2 separate regions of the Homo sapiens genome follow, and region 2 is linked to region 1. A link is an interaction called in ENCODE POLR2A ChIA-PET data of the cell type or tissue named here. Cell type or tissue: K562. All regions are shown on one strand. Links, peaks and the distances in the headings refer to the core of each region. The heading gives the core; the rest is flanking DNA. Region 1 has its middle 2.5 kb from the start of MYL2. Region 2 overlaps TCTN1 (tectonic family member 1).

Region 1 (2,909 bases), core at 109-2,608:
CACGTGCCGGACACTATGTGCTCATGGCTCCCACACATAATTTTCCAGCCACCCTAGAGGGTGGGGACCACCTCATCATCCATGCCCCCATTTTACAGATGCGGAAACAAAAGCTCAGAGAGGCGAAGTGAGCTGCCCAGGGTCACACAGTGATGGAGCTAGGCGTGGACCCCTCTGGAGGCCCCTTTGTCTCCAGAGTCCAGGCTCTTTAAGAGCCTTGAAAACAGCAGCTGCTCTCAGAATGCAAGGTGTCATTATATAATACTTTTACTGAAGACAGCTTTCCTGCTGGGTGCAGTGGCTTATACCTGAAATGCCAGCACTTTGAGAGGCTGAGGCGGGTGGATCACTTGAGTCAGGAGTTCAAGACGACCTTGGCCAACATGATGAAACTTGTCGCTACTAAAAATACAAAAATTAGCCAGGCGTTGTGGCGCGGGCCTGTAGTCCCAGCTACTCAGGAGACTGAGGCAGGAGAATCGCTTGAGGCCGAGAGGCAGAGGTTGCAGTGAGCCGAGATAGCGCCATTGCACTCCAGCCTGGGCGACAGAGTGAGACTCTGACTCAAAAAAAAAAAAAAAAAAAAAAAGGACGGGCATGTTGGCTCACACCTAGCACTTTGGGAGGCCGAGGCGGGTAGATCACCTGAGGTCAGGAGTTCAAGACCAGTCTGGCCAACATGACAGAACCCCATCTCTACTAAAAATACAAAAATTAGCTGGGCGTTGTGGCACATGCCTGTACTCCCAGCTACTTGGGAGGCTAAGGCAGGAGGATTGCTTGAACCCAGGAGGCGGAGGTTGCAGTGAGCCGAGATCGTGCCATTGCACTCCAGCCTGGGCGACAGAGCAAGACTCCATCTCAAAAACAAAGACCAAAAAAACCCCAAACTAAACCAAAACAACAAAAGATGGCCATCTTCCTGTGCCCTTAAAGACAGCCTTGGGATTCAGGGAGCAAGAACTCGGGGCTTGGAATCATTGTGGTTATTTAGTGTCCGTGGGTGGCAGGCCTGAGTGCCAGAGGCCACACCTCTAAGAAGGAGAATGTCCCTCTGCCCTCCCAGTAGTGTGGGTGCGGGGCTGATGGCTGAACCAGCATTCATTCCCCTTCATCGAGCCCAGCGCAAAGCAACAAATTCCCTTCCCTTGAGGTGCGTAAGTGCGAGGGGAAGATGGACAAGGAGAAAGTAAACAAATGCACAACCCAGACAGTTGCAGGCAGTGACGGATCTCATGCAGGGATGAGACAGAGGCATGGCAGTGGCCAGGTGACAGCCTCAGACAGGGGCGCAGGTGGGCTCCTCCAAGCAGAGTCTGCAAAGGGGGCTCCAGGCAGTGGGGACAGCACATACCTCAAGGCAGGGAGAATTTGGAGGCTTTGAGGAACAGAAGGCCCCCTGGGGCTGGAGTTTTCCAGAGCTTAAAAAAAGAAATCACTTTTCTTATTAGGTTTTCCAGAGGGTAAAAGGAGGTGAGACCTGGCAAATGGTAGCTATCACTCACTCCCCTTCTCAGGTGGAAAAATAATCTCAATTTGGGGGCACACAAACCCAAGGACCATTGATGGCTGTGACAAAAAAAGGTGTGGGTTTTTTTCTTCTCTGCAGTCCCACATGGGTTAGAGTTACCCAGGACACTCTTCTGACAGATCTTTAATAACAAAAGATGTGTTCATGTGTGTGTGTAGGCACATGCATGCACAGACAAAAACACGTCTGCACATGCATAGAGGCACACAGACACGTGCATGTACACGCATCCACATATGTGCAGTGCACACATCAAGAGGAGCTTTTCTGTCCAAGGTTCTCTGACAACACCAGAATAAATGTTTCCCTAGCTAATAGGCACACCATAGATTTTCGTTAAAACCCTGTGTGAGCAGTCAGTAGCTCCAACTGGCCAAGTGAAAAGGTTGTTGCAGCCACAGAAGATGTGGAGAGTGTATGATGGGGGGTGGGAAGCCCCGGGGTGGGGATTAGGATGGGCTGGGCCCCCAGAGTCGAGTGGGGGTGTGTGTCCCTGAGGGACACCTGTACAGCCAGGCCTCCAGAAGGGGTACTAGAGGAACCATTCTGGCTGGATAGCAAGAGGGGTTGTCAAATAGGGCACTCACCCTCTCGGGCCTGTTTCCTCACCTGGAAAAGGGAGATCACACACCTCCATAAGGCTGCTGGGAGGATTAAGTGAGATTGTGTCTAGGGATTCTGGGAAATGGCGGCCTGAATGGGGCATGGAACCACGTGGCTGCTGGGACGTGGAGCACGTGGGGTGTGGACTAGGCCTTGGGGTCTGTTGAGAGAGCCAGAGATCCAAAGTCTCTCTCATCAATGGGTTGTGTTGCCCCAGGGAGCCCCCAAGACCAGGGACAAGGCCCTGGGATTGGAGAATCCAGGGAGGACTTGGTTCTTTGTAGACTTCAGGGGTTCCTTTCAGCATCAGCCTCAAGACTGCGGGGGCTGGGGAGGGAGCGAGTGGGCGGCTGGGGCTGTTGTGCCCTGCCCTCAAGGCTGGGTGGCGGAGGCCTCTTGCTGAGAAGCACATGCCCACAGGACCTGAGACCCCTGCCTTTTTGCTACCTGTGGGATTCCTACAGCTAATAAGTTTCCAGCAGCTAGACCTGAGTCCCACTGAATAGAAGAGAAAAATAACTGCTCACTTGAGGCTGTCAGAAGCCAGAGAGAAGCACAGTGGGCCGATCCATCAGAATAGCAACTTCTAGAATATCAGAAACCCAAGTGTATTTGTTTCTTATTGCTGCTATAAAAATATTACCGATGTGGTGGCTTAAAACAGCACTTCTTTTTCTTTTGAGACAGGGTCTCACCCTGTTGCCCAGACTGGAGTGCAATGACACAATCATAGCTCACTGCAGCTTCGAACTCCTAGGCTCAAGTGATCCTCCTC
Region 2 (2,909 bases), core at 324-2,823, 280 kb before region 1:
GCCTATTTGGACATTCCGTATAAATGGAATTAGAACTGTGGCCTTTTGTGTCTGGCTTCCATGACTTAGCATGTTTTTAAGATTCATCTGTACTGTGGCATGTATTAGTACTATTTTTAGGGATGAGTCATATGCCTTTGTAAGGCTAGACTTTGTATTTATCCATTCATCAGTTGATGGACATTTAGGTGGTTTTTGGTTTTAGCTATTTTGATAGTGCAGCTGTGAACATTTGTGTACAAGTTTTTGTGTAAACTTTATGTTTTCAGAGGTAACTACTTTTAAAGTTTTGGTTATATCCTCTCAAGTATTTTCTTTGTGAATGTATATATGTTTATTACTTTTGCAAATGTGGATCATAGTATATACACTGTTGTGTAGCATGCTTCCCCCTACTTGGCCATATATCAGGGGAGGTTTCTTTCCAGTTGGTTGGTTATTTTAGCCCATCCTCCCTGGGTAGAGCATCTTCAACACTCCAGGTCTTCACTCTGCAGGTCCCTATCACTGTTCAGTCCATCGTCATTCAGTCTCTAAATAAAACGCTCACCCGACGGGAGGACACTGATGTGCTGCAGCCGACTCTCGTCAACGCTGGACACTTTAGCCTTTGCGTGAATGTTGTTCTTGAGGTAGGTGCCGAGTTTGGCTTTGAGAGCTTGTCTGTGGCAGACTTAAGCCTCTTGTTGCGCCGGGGTAACTGGACGCCCTCCGAGGACGCTCTGTCCCAGCCCATGGTGTGGCTTTTCTTGGCTCAGCTGCCTGCTTGTCTTTCTGCTGTCTCATCAAAGGACACCTCTTGTCTCCACAAACTTAGTGACTTGCCGGAATACATCAAAATATTTTTGTTGTTGCTGTTTTTGTTTTAACATGTTTCCTCTGCAGAGATAGGCTTATTGCATTCTGCTTGGACCAGCTTATGTGGAACTTCTGTAATTGGGCAGAGTGGCTCAGATGACCCTGTCTGCTAGGGGTGGTGCTGAGGGAACACCTCTCATAATCCAACTGGACAGCAGAGCAAGGCTTCAACACATGGAGAAACAGGGAAAGATTTGCTATCTATGGGTGTTTTCAGTTATTCATACAGCTTCTGAAATGTAATGGAACAGGTATATTTGGAGTATCATTTTGTTTTTAGGTAAAGTACAGCCTCACATACACAGATGCAGGTGAAGTCACCAAAGCTGATCTCTCATTCGTTCTGGGGACAGTTAGCAGCGTAGTGGTCCCACTGCAGCAAAAGTTTGAAATTCATTTTCTTCAGGTAAGGTTGATCAATTTGGCATAAGTATTTAATTGCCAAGTTAAAAAGAAATAATGACTTCTCAGTGGATAAAACTGAATTTCTAAGTATTACATCCAAGCCTTTGTAGTGAACAGAGGGCTTTGTGTAGCCTGTGCATTTGTAATGAAACCAAGCATTCTCCTTGTATCTTTTTTCCTTTTGGGAAAAGATTCCCTTCCACATTAGCTTGTTCTTTTACAGTATGATGTACTCCTACACCTGGCAGATGTATTTATAGTTCTGAGTAGGGAGGGAGAAATTCTTTTATTGGTTGGTAATTCCATATTTTATTATGAAAGAAGAATTTTTCTTCCTGCCATTTCCTTATTAAAATGAGAATTATTTGGGGGCATTTCTGCATTGTCTTTCAGGAAAATACCCAGCCAGTCCCTCTCAGTGGAAACCCTGGTTATGTCGTGGGGCTCCCATTAGCTGCTGGATTCCAGCCTCATAAGGGATATCCTTTTTGGTTCTGTAGAGGGTGGATTTATTTCTCTCTCCATGTGCGTGGGCTGCACTGCTCTTTATCGCTGAGGCTCCCCTGGGCTGCTTGTGGGAAGGAGAGAGCAGTCCAGGCCGAGCTTCCTGCAGGCGGCTCTGGTGGGCGGCCAGTCTGGCTACACAGCAGGTGGGCTGGGGGGAGACTGGCAGTTGGGGGTGAGACAGCACGTCCTGGGAAAATGTCAGTGTTTTTTTTTTTTAATCTCCTTTTTTTTTTCAGCCTGCCATTAAGCCACAAAATATGTCAGTGTTTTACAACGAAAATCTTAAGAGAGAAAAGTTGACATTTAAATGTTTTTAATTTCACATTTAAACAGACACTCCTAAACAGATGTAGTGATTTTGAAAATTTAGAATTTCAAAGGGCCAGTTTCTGAGAATTTTTCTTCTGAGAATCCATTTATTAAGGAAAATAGAACTGTTTTTTTGCCTGCTCCTGGGAAATAGCTGTCAAAATCCCAGAGGCCCAGAAAAAGTGTATTTGGGTCTCCCTCATGTCACACAAGTGACACTGTCTTCTTACCTGAGAACCAGGCTGCTCTAGCACTAGGCAGTTGTCCCTTAACTGTCTGTGAATGTCTGGGATTATTCAGACCACAAATAGATATGGACAGCTTACTATTCTTCATAGCACAACTGAGCAAGACTGCTTAGCACTGGAGGGGGTCCGGACCCCAGTATTATTTGGTTACACTATGCAATCTGGCTGTAAACTAAGGTAAAAGAGTCACTTGTTTCTGTTTGAACTTGTGCTGATCAGAAAACAAAGCATTCTCACTTTTCCCCATTTTAATCAAATCTCTGCATCAGCTGATGAGCTCACATGAAAGCCACATATAGTATATCATCATGCATGAATAGTAGCAAAACTGTTACAATCATTTTTGTTATTAAATACGGCAAAGCAAAAATTTCAAGGCTTTGTATGTTTCTTTTTCTTTTTTTAAGAGATGGGGTCTCGCTCTGTCTCCTAGGCTGGAGTACAGTGGTGCCATTATAGCTCACTGCAGCCCTGACCTCCTGGGCTCAAGGGATCCCGCCTCAGTCTCCCAAGTAGTTGGGACTACAGGCATGCACCACCACATCCGGCTTTTTTTTTTTTTGAGACAAAGTCTCCCTCTGT

What was found. ChIA-PET counts read pairs that join two places held together with the same protein. Peaks named below come from ENCODE experiments on the same cell type or tissue, not always from the same donor. Only the 100,000 strongest peaks of a DNase experiment are listed, where the experiment ranks them.
Region 2: POLR2A ChIA-PET joins it to region 1 with 5 read pairs; 2 of 35 experiments call an interaction of 5 or more read pairs at or near these places.

What each region holds. Positions count from the first base shown.
Region 1 is chr12:110,921,636-110,924,544 of GRCh38, forward strand. No RefSeq gene overlaps it. Among named protein-coding and RNA genes, the nearest start is that of MYL2, 2.5 kb to the left of the region's middle. In K562, for the core only: no CTCF peak of the experiment used is centred there; no DNase peak of the experiment used is centred there; H3K27me3 peaks cover 811 bases.
Region 2 is chr12:110,639,886-110,642,794 of GRCh38, forward strand. It overlaps TCTN1 (tectonic family member 1), which reads left to right. Exons shown (of 15, transcript NM_001082538.3): 8 at 498-632; 9 at 1,139-1,264; 10 at 1,657-1,742; 11 at 2,364-2,504. Among named protein-coding and RNA genes, the nearest start is that of TCTN1, 27 kb to the left of the region's middle. In K562, for the core only: no CTCF peak of the experiment used is centred there; a DNase peak (open chromatin) is centred at 1,846.